Linked DNA regions of Homo sapiens: region 1 is linked to region 2. Evidence: read pairs that join two places in POLR2A ChIA-PET (ENCODE). Cell type or tissue: A673. All regions are shown on one strand. Links, peaks and the distances in the headings refer to the core of each region. The heading gives the core; the rest is flanking DNA.

Region 1 (5,372 bases), core at 134-5,133, 54 kb after region 2:
AAAAACAAAAACAAGAGTAACATGACATCTTTCCAGGAGAGCTCAAATACTTGGGTTAAGTTCTGGAAACTCTCTATATACCTGTGAGGGCCATCTGAAAACTTGCCAAGATCTCCCCTTAAATTTGCCTTAAGTTCTATAGAGAAAAGGAAAACTGAACTTCAATGGGACCATATTCACCAGGCATCTGTTTTTGGGCAGTTGAGACTGGGACCTGCCTTAAACAAGGATTACTATGCCGGGGCAAGCTTGAGAGAGAACCTGGATAGGGAGGAGTTGAGGGGATTGATTCCCCTGCTGGAGGTACCTCTGGGGTATGCTTCCCTATTTCTCTGGGATTACCCCTTGCAGCTTCTCCTGAGAAGGCCATTAGGACAGCTGAATCAATCCTACAATGTTGGCAAAGGTCCAGATTACCCTGCAAGGCAAAGAAGGCCTGCATGTATGGGACCTTGGACCATTTATTTGCCCTTGTGTTTACAGAAAAGCTTCCTTCCTGAGGCCATGCTTCTGTTCTGTGCCTCAAGGTGCCTTGCACCAAGATGGCAACCAAGGAAATGACAATAACATTTTTCCCACAAAATTATGTACAGATACCAAGGCACACTTTGCTCATCTGTGCTACTCTTAACCTTCCATTTTATACTTTTGATGACTAAGCCAAATGCTCATTCTATCCAGTAATTTCTCTGTTTTGCAGCAACATTCTTAACATTTAACATTGTAGGCTGGATGCGGTGGCTCATACCTGTAATCCCAGCCCTTTGGGAGGGCGAGGCAGGTGGATGACCTGAGGTCAGGTGTTCAAGACAAGCCTGCCCAACATGGTGAAACCCCATCTCTATTAAAATACAAAAATTAGCCAGGCATGGTGGTGCATGCCTGAAATCCCAACTACTTTGGAGGCAGATGTTGCAGTGAGATAAGATCACACCACTGCACTCCAGCCTGGGCGACAGAGCAAGGCTCTGTCTCAAACACACACACACACACACACACACACACACGCGTGCGCACAGAAATTTAATGTTGTATATAAAGAAGAGATAGGAGCTGGGTGCAGTGGCTCATGCCTGTAATCTCAACACTTTGGGAGGTCAAGGTGGGTGGATCACCTAAGGTCAGGAGTCAAGATCATGCCATGCCACTGCACTCCAGCCTGGGCGACAGAGCAAGACTCCATCTCAAAAAAAAAAAAAAAAAAGAAGAGATAAGAACCTTGACAACCATGAAAGAAAGAAAGATAGGAGACTGGAGGTCCTAGTGCCAACAACACCCTAATGGGCGCTTAGGGACTTGAGTTTCAGGAGTTAGTCCAGGGGCCTTTGGATAACACTGAGGCATAGCCTCAGCCAGATACCCTCAGTTGCCCCAGGACCTCCTTCTGGTCCCATGTAACAGGTAGACCTCATGGAAGGAAACGGGATTGAAACAAACCCAACATTCTCAACACTTGAGGATGATGAGGGATTGACAGTGTCCTCCCCAGCAAGGCTATCATCCATGTTTTAAGTCCAGCATCTCTGCTAGTTAATTTTAACTGGCTAATAGAGGCCTGGTGTTTTTCTTTCATTTTAGCTATTGTTGAGTTTAGGGACTCCTAAAAAGGGACAGAAAGAGCAGATCTGCTTTTACTCACCCTTTCACTCACCCTTCTGCAGATCCTGGACGAGCCCTCAAAAATGTTGCAGGATCCTTGGGGTGTTGATTTCTGGTTGGAAACCTCTGTGGCTGGTGGCACCTTTGCCTGAGTTTTGCTCGGGCCCACTGGGCTCATTCCACCCACACGGCCTGGCAGGCTGTGCTCAGCTCACACTACTAGCCTGGATCTCACACTTGCCAAGGGCAAGCCAGGCATGGAGGGGCGAGGGGTGTGTGAGCAAGCAAGCAAGCATGAGGTCCGGCCACTGCATGCAGCCAGGCACACCAGCTGCTGCAGCAGAGCAGACAGCTCCAGGTGCTGGCAGGGGCCCTGGCTCTCTGAGAGGCTGCGGCCAGACCAGGTGCACCATAAGCAGCTTCCACAGCTGCCACCAGGGAATGCAGTGGCACTCAGAAGCTTGGAGACTATAGGAAACACTGGGGTCCAAAGAGGGAGTCACAGCCCTGGCTCAGGGAGCTCCTAGGTCCCTGAAGGGCCACAGCTCTTCTCTCCTTCTCTTCACCCACAACATGGCAAGGCGCATGTTTCAGCCCTGTGGGTTTTATAGCTCTTTCAGCCCTGCTGTTTAGCAGTTCCTGAATTCTTGTCCTGTGCCCAAGAAGAATGAGGTATGTGGACAAGTGGAGGGTGAGCAAGGTGAACAGGAGCTTTATTGAGCGACAGAGTAGCTCAGAGGAGGCCTTGGATTGGGTAGCTCCTCTCTGCAGGCAGTCCATCCTGTCATTTTCTGTGGCTCTCAGTGAAGAGGAGGCCCTGGAGTGGGTAGCTTCTCTCTGCGGGCAGGTTGTCCCATTGCTTGCCCAGCTTTCAGCAGAGGGGAGGCCCTGGAGTGGGTAGCTCCTCTCTGCAAGCAGGTTGTGCCATCATTCCCTGCAGCTCTCAGCAGAAGGAGGCCCTGGGGTGAGTTGCTTCTCTCTGCAGGCAGGTCATCCCATGTTCATCCCAGCTCTTAGCAAAGAAGAGGCCTTAGAGTGAGTTGCTCCTCTCTGCAGCTGGTAGTCCCGACGTCTCTGCAGCTCTCAGCAGAGAGGAGGCCCTGGAGTTGGTAGCTGCTCTCTGAAGCTGGTCATCCCGATATCTGCCCAGCTTTGGCTGAGCCCAGGGCTTTTATGGGCCTCAGAGGGGAAAAAATGCATGCTGATTGGTCCATGAGCAGGCCTGGAAAAGGCATCACATGTTTCCACTCCAGTCCATGGGGCTGGTAGCCCAGCCCCTAGCCTTCAGGCCCTCCCTGGCCTGAAGGTGGGGCCTCACCAGGGACCCATCCCCTTCCATCCAGGAACCTGTCTACCTCCTGCTGCTGTTGATGGTGCCCAGGCTATAGGTGCCAAGGGGCGCATGCAGGTCAGCACTGAGCTGCCCTCAGCCCCCCCTTTGGCTTCCCTCCTATGCTCGTTGGTGCCCGAAGTCCAGATGGGGCTGAGGTAGCAGGGGGCTGGTGTGTCTGTGCTGCCCCAAGTTTGTGCACACCCTGCCTGGCTGCAACAGCTCTGGGGCTCAGCCCCAACTTTGCTTTGAGATGGAGTGGGCACCAACAGCAGGGAGAAGCCAAGCAGTGGAAGCAGACATTTCTGAGCCTGCAAGGGCAGGGGGAACCTTCCCGGGCCCCTAGGAGTGCAGGGACTCCTAATCTGCAGCTGCAGTTTGGACAGCTGCAGCTGCACCTGGGAGGGTGGGGCTCCTGCCTGCCTCTGGGCCTGAGAGCCCAGTAATGCCCAGGTCTGTAGCCATGGCTTTAGTGGCTGCAGCACCACCCAGGGAGCTCCCACCCCAATGCAGAAGGGGCGGGGCTCCCACTTGTCACCAGCTTCTGCCAGATCTATGGAACATGCAGTCCTGGCCATTCCTCTGTGCTGCAGCTAGTAAGATGGTGGTGGCCAGTCCAGATGGCCAGCCACTGCCATCAGTGCAATCATAGCCCACTGCAGCCTCAAACTCCTGCGCTCAAGCAATCCTCCTGTCTCAGCCTTCTAAGTAGCTGGGACTACAGGTGCACACCACTACACCCTATTTTCTTCCTTTCTAAGGTTGAATAAGCTTCTATTGCATGGATAAACCATGTTTAGTTTATCCGCTCATGTGTCAGTAGACATTCAGTTCCTTCCTCATTATTCTTTTTTTTTCTTTTTTTTTTGAGACAGAGTCTCACTCTGTCGCCCAGGCTGAAGTGCAGTGGTGCAATCTTGGCTCACTGCAAGCTCTGCCTCCCGGGTTCATGCCATTCCCCGGCCTCAGCCTCCTGAGTAGCTGGGACTACAGGCGCCCGCCACCACACCCGGCTAATTGTTTTTTTTTTGTTTGTTTGTTTGTTTGTTTTGTATTTTTAGTAGAGACGGGGTTTCACTGTGTTAGCCCGGATGGTCTCAATCTCCTAACCTCGTGATCCGCCCTCTTCAGCCTCCCAAAGGGCTGGGATTACAGGCGTGAGCCACCACACCCGGCCCTTCCCCATTATTCTTTTCGATGTTCAAAGTATTCCACCTCAGCCAGTGGGAGCCCAGGGGATGCAGTTTTGAAAATTCCCAACAATTTAGAACCTAAGTGAACAGTAATTTCCCAACTGAATAAGGGGGAGGGGATTGAGTTCCAGAAGCTCATATTTGTAGCAAGTGTAGACTAAAGGTTCTTTCCTGCAAGCTTTCTTCAAAGACAGATGCTGGCCAGGCATGGTAACTCATGCCTGTAATCTCAGCACTTTGGGAGGCTGAGGCAGGTGGATCACTTGAGCCCAGGAATTCAAGACCAGACTCAGAAACATAACAAGACTCTGTCTCCACAAAAAAAAGAAAATACAAAAATTAGCTGAGCATGGTGGTATGAGCCTTTATTCTTGGCTACTTGGGAGACTGAGGCAGGAGGAACACTTGAGCCTGGGAGGTGGAGGTTGCAGTGAATTGAGACTGCCACTGGACTCCAGCCTGGACAACAGAGCAAAACTCTGTCTCAAAAAAAAAAAAAAGAAAAAAAAAAAAAAGATAGATGGCTACCCCTGACTCCCATTTTGTCCCTTTACCTGGGACAGTGATTCTGAAAGTTAGGTGAGCCTTGGAACCATCTGTAGGGTTGGTTAAGCCACTGCTGTCCAAACACTTAGAATTTCTGGTTCCATAAACAAGGGTGGGGGAAGACCAGAATGTGCATTTATAGCAACATACCCAAGTGATGCTCACACTGCTGCTTTGGGGACTACTTAGAGCAACTGATCTACTTACATCCAGTGATAGGATTAAAAAAAATTTTATTTTTTGGCCAGGCACGGTGGCTCACGCCTGTAATCCCAGCACTTTGGGAAGCCGAGGCAGGAGGATCACAAGGTCAGGAGTTTGAGACCAGCCTGGCCAAATGTTGACACCCTGTCTCTACCAAAAATACAAAAAAACTAGCCGGGCGTCGTGGCGAATGCCTGTAATCCCAGCTACTCAGGAGGCTGAGGCAGGAGAATGGCTTGAACCCAGGAGGCGGAGCTTGCAGTGAGCAGAGATTGTGCCACTGCACTCTAGCCTGGGCGACAGAGCGAGAGTCCGTTACGGCCCGGTGTAGTGGCTTATACCTATCATCCCAGAACTTTGGGAGGCTGAGGCAGCAGGATTGCTTGAACCCAGGAGTTTGAGACCAGCCTGGGCAAGACGGTTTTTTTGTTTTTTTTTTTTTTGAGACACAGTCTCACTCTGTTGCCCAGGCTGGAGTGCAGCGGCACAATCTGGCTCCG
Region 2 (5,372 bases), core at 101-5,100:
CACATGTTGGGAGCAAAGGGCACATTTTGGGATTTAGAGCCACAAGTTGGGAGGAAGCCCACATTTTGTGAGTGGAGGCCCCACGTTGAGATGGATGCCACTTGATGGGTATGGAGGCCACATGTTGAAAGTGGAGGCCACATATTGGGAGTGGAGGCCACATGTTGAGATGGAGGTCACGTGTTGGGATGGAGGCCACATGCTGGGATGGAGGCATCATGAGAAGGAAGGAAGGGGCCTGGATTGCTAAATTCCCACTTGCCTGAGCCTTCTGGGACAGCTTCACCCTCCATACTCTTTGCTTATGTGAGATGTAAACTTTTAGGACACTGATATTTGTGGAATTGTCTTGTTCTAACAGTTGAACTACTGTACCCAGTAATGCTTCAGGTAATGTCAAATTATTTTCCAAAGTGGTTGGCCTCTTCATATTTCCACCACTCCCCCACTTCCCATCCTCACCAGTACTCGGAATCGGCAAGTTAAAGAAAAAACTTTTGGCTGGGTGCGGTGACTCACGCCTGTAATCCCAGCACTTTGGGAGGCCAAGGTGGGCGGATCACCTGAGGTCGGGAGTTCGAGACCAGCCTGACCAACATGGAGAAACCCTGTCTCTACTAAAGATACAAAATTAGCCGGGCACAGTGGCGGGTGCCTGTAATCCCAGCTATTCGGGAGGATGAGGCAGGAGAATCACTTGATCTCGGGAGGTGGAGGTTGCAGTGAGCCGAGATCATGCCATTGGACTCCAGCCTGGGCAACAAGAGCAAAACTCCGTCTCAAAACAAACAAACCCACAACTTTTTATCTTGAAATAGTTTGTTTTTATTTTATTGTATTTATTTATTTATTTTTTTGAGATTGAGTCTTGCTCTGTTGCTCAGACTGGAGTGCAGTGGCACGATCTTGGCTCACTGCAAGCTCCACCTCCTGGGTTCACGCCATTCTCCTGCCTCAGCCTCCTGAGTAACTGGGACTACAGGCGCCCGCCACCACGCCTGGCTAATTTTTTGTATTTTTAGTAGAGACGGGGTTTCACCATGTTAGCCAGGATGGTCTCAATCTCCTGACCTCGTGATCCGCCCGCCTCAGCCTCCCAAAGTGCTGGGATTACAGGTGTGAGCCACCACTCCCGGTCTGAAATAGTTTGTTTTTAAAATGGATTATTATTATTTTTTTTTAGAGACACAGTCTGCCTATGTTGCCCAGGCTGGTCTCGAACTCAAACAGAAATTGCAGTGAGCCAAGATCAAGCCACTGCACTCCAGCCTGGGCAACAGAGTGAAACTCCATCTTAAAAAAAAAAAAAAAAAAAAAGAACTAGGATACTCTCTTACACAACCAGAATTCATTTATCTACTTCAGAAAATAAATATGGACACAATACTATTATCTACTTTATATTCCATGTGCAAATTTCACCAATTACCCAATAATGTCCTTTGTGACTTTGGGCATTGTTAGACTAAAATTTTCCCCATCTGTACGGTAACCATTATTGACTTAAACACTGTCTTTAAACAAGTTCATTTTCCAAAAACACTTTCCAAATATTAATGCATATCTTTACTTCAAAAGGAAATTTTATATTGCTCCACTACATGGAAAGCTACTAAATAAATAGAAAGCAAGTATTAAAACCAACACTGCTGGGTGCAGTGGCTCACGCCTGTAATCCTAGCACTTTGGGAGGCCAAGGCAGGCAGATTATGAGGTCAGGAGTTCAAGACCAGCCTGGCCAACCTGGTGAAACCCGCGTCTCTACTAAAAATAAAAAAAATTAGCCGGGCATGGTGGCGGGTGCCTGTAATCCCAGCTATTTGGGAGGCTGGGGTAGGAGAATCGCTTGAACCCAGTAGTCAGAGGTTGTGGTGAGTGGAGGCTGCTGCACCATTGTACTCCAGCCTAGGTGACAGAGCAAGACTCCATCTCAAAACAAAAAGAAAAACAAAACAAAACAAAACAAAAGAAAACAAAAAAAAGCCCAATGCTAAGATGGGTATAGTTCCTTTTTTCTTTTTCTTTTTCTTTTTTTTTCTTTTTTTTTTTTTTGAGACAAGGTCTTGCTCTGTGGCCCAGGTTGGAGTGCAGTGGTGCACACATAGCTCACTGCAACTTCGACCTTTAGGCTCAAGCAATCTTCCCATCTCAGCTTCCTGAGAAGTTAAGACCACACGTGTGTACCCCCACTGGCTAACTTTTTAATGTTTTGTAGAAACAGGGTCCCCTATGTTGCCTAGACTGGTTTTTTGTTGTTGTTTTTTTTGAGATGGAGTCTCGCTCTGTTGCCCAGGCTGGTTTGCAGTGGCGAAATCTTGGCTCACTGCAACCTCCACCTCCTGGGTTCAAGCGATTCTCCTGCCACAAGAATTGCTTGAACCCTGGAGGTGGAGGTTACAGTGAGCCGAGATCGCGCCAGTGCACTCCAGCCTGGGCAACAGAGCAAGACTCCGTCTCAAAAGAAAAGAACAAAGTCAGAGAGAGACTGGAAGAGGCTGCACTGTGGCTGTGAAGGTGGAGAACAGGACATGGGTTGCCTCTAGACACTGGACGGGGCAGGAAACGAGGTCTCTCCTGGAGCCTCCACCAGGAACACAGCTGTGATGACACCTTTAGCCTATAAGACTCATTTCAGAGTCCTGACCTGTAGAAAGGTAAGATGATAAGTGTGTGCTGTTCTAAGCCATTACATTGGTGGCATTTGTTACAATAACCGCTGAGAGCTCACACGCCTCTGTTTGTCACCCTCTCTCTAGCCCCTTCTCTCCCCCTAGCGGGGGAAGAGCTCTCCCCCGGCTCCCACCCACCTTCCTGGCTGCTCTGTCCTCCCTAGTCAGCACCATGATCACTCAAGTTCTCCGGTCTGGGCTGGGCGTGGGTGCCAGTCACTACCTTACTGCCTGCTATTAAACCCTCGCCAAGATTCAGGATCTCAGCAGCTGGGTCCTGTTCCAGCTATGAGCAGAAAGGGGCCTCAGAGACCATCTGCTCCACCCACACACAGAGCAGAGACTGTTTCAAAATTACTCCATGGGGAAGGAGTCAGGGTCGCTACTGGGGAGCTGGGGTGGCAGTGGTGGTGTCTGTTTGCCCTCCTGGTCCACCTGGGAAGCGGATTTGGGGGCTAGGGCTGTAGCTAAATGGTGTATGTTTGTGGAGGGGTGCTATACAGAGTCAGGTCAAGCTTTAGTTCTGTTTTTCTTCCTTCCTTCCTTCCTTCCTTCCTTCCTTCCTTCCTTCCTTCCTTCCTTCCTTCCTTCCTTCCTTCCTTCCTTCCTTCCTTCTTTCTTTTTTTGGAGACAGAGTCTTGCTCTATGCCCAGGCTGGAGTGTAGTGGCGCGATCTTGGCTGACTACAACCTCCACCTCCCAGGCTCAAGTGATTCTCGTACCTCAGCCTCCCGAGTAGCTGGGATTACAGGCACGCACCACCACGCCTGGCTAATTTTATTTTTTTTATTTTTAGTAGAGACGGTGTCTCACCATGTTGGCCAGGCTGGTCTTGAACCCTGACCTCAAGTGATCCACCTGCCTCAGTCTCCCAAAATGCTGGGATTACATGTGTGAGCCACCACGCCCAGCCCCAAACCCCTCTTTTAAAAACCTAAATCAGGCCAGGCGTGGTGGCTCACGCCTGTAATCCCAGCACTTTAGGAGGCTGAGGCGGGCGGATCATGAGGTCAGGAGATCAAGACCATCCTGGCTAACACGGTGAAACCCCGTCTCTACTAAAAATACAAAAAAAACTTAGCCGGGTGTGGTGGCGGGCGCCTGTAGTCCCATCGGGAGGCTGAGGCAGGAGAATGGCGTGAACCCGGGAGGCGGAGCTTGCAGTGAGCCGAGATCGCACCACTGCACTCCAGCCTGGGCAACAGAGAGAGACTCCATCTCAAAAAACAAAAAACAAAAACAAAAACCCTAAATCATTACTTTGTAAAATTGTGGTAAAAGATACATAACACGAAACTGATCATTTTAATCATCAAATGCATAGTTCAGCGGCATTAAGCACATTCGCATGTCTATGCAGCCATCACCACCATCCCCTCCAGAACTTTCTCATCTTTCCAAACTGAAACTCTGTCCCCAAGAAACACTCACTCCCTATCCCCCTCCCCAGCCCCTCATACCCCCCGTTCTACTTCCTGTCTCTGTGACTCTGAGGACTTTGGGGACCTCCTAGGAGTGGGATCACACAGGATTTGTCCTTTTATGTCTGGCTTATTTCACCCAGCTTGATGTCCTCAAAGTCCATCCACGTTGTTGCCTGTATCAGAATTTCCTTCCTTTTTCAGGGCTGAATAATATTCCACGGTATGGATGAACCACACACATTGTGTTTATCCATTCATGTATTAATTAAAAATCTAAATCAATCCCTTTATAAAAAGAGATTTTTAGGCTGGGTGCGGTGGCTCATGCCTGTAATCTCAGCACTTTGGGAGGCTGAGGCAGGCGGATCACCTGAGGTCAGGAGTTCCAAACCAGCCTGGCTAACATGCTGAAACCCCATCTCTACTAAAAATGTAAAAATTAGCCCGACGTGGTGGTGGGCGCCTGTAATCCCAGCTATCGGGAGGCTGAAGCAGGAGAATCATTTGAACCCAGGAGGCGGAGGTTGCAGTGAGCCGAGATTGCACCATTGCACTCTAGCCTGGATGACAGGAAGAGACTCGGTCTTAAAAAAAAAAAAAGATTTTAAGGCCAGGTGCGGTGGCTCACACATGTAATTCTAGCACTTTGGGAGGCTGAGGTGGAAGGATCGCTTGAGCTCGGGAATTAGAGAGCAGTCTGGGAGACATAGTGAGAACCTGTCTCTACAAAAAATAGAAAAAATTTGCCTGGCCTGTAGTCCCAGCTACTTGGGAGGCTAAGGTGTGAGGATCACTTGAGCCCAGGAGGTTGAGGCTGCAGTGGCCTGTGATTGCACCACTGCACTCAAGCCTGGCAGCAGAGTGAGACCCTCTATCAAACACATTAAAAAAAATGGAATAATTATAAACTTGCAGGAACCTGCAATAATAATATAGAAGAATCCCAGGTAATCTTCATCCAGTTTCTCCCAGTGGTACCTCTTTTATAACTATACATTTTCACAACCAGAAAGGTGATATAAATATGACCTATAGACCATATTCAGATTTCAACAGCTTTTCCCATGCATTCATGTGTTAGACAATTTTCTTTTCATTTTCTCAGAAAAATGGGAGCAAATCTATGCAATAATATCACATGTATAGATCTGTGCAAACACAACCACAATTGTAACACTTACATTTATTTTGGCCAGGGCACAGTAGCTCATACCTGTACTCCCAGCAACTTGGGAGGCGAAGGTGAGAAGATTGCTTGAGCCCAGGAAATTGACATTGC

What was found. Peaks named below come from ENCODE experiments on the same cell type or tissue, not always from the same donor. Only the 100,000 strongest peaks of a DNase experiment are listed, where the experiment ranks them.
Region 1: POLR2A ChIA-PET joins it to region 2 with 9 read pairs; 6 of 35 experiments call an interaction of 5 or more read pairs at or near these places.

The regions. Positions count from the first base shown.
Region 1 is chr19:6,284,002-6,289,373 of GRCh38, reverse strand. No RefSeq gene overlaps it. Among named protein-coding and RNA genes, the nearest start is that of MLLT1, 6.7 kb to the right of the region's middle. In A673, for the core only: no CTCF peak of the experiment used is centred there; no DNase peak of the experiment used is centred there.
Region 2 is chr19:6,338,204-6,343,575 of GRCh38, reverse strand. It overlaps a transcript of ACER1 not described here. Among named protein-coding and RNA genes, the nearest start is that of ACER1, 7.3 kb to the right of the region's middle. In A673, for the core only: CTCF peaks have their summits at 2,610 and 2,818; a DNase peak (open chromatin) is centred at 2,945; H3K27ac peaks cover 1,128 bases.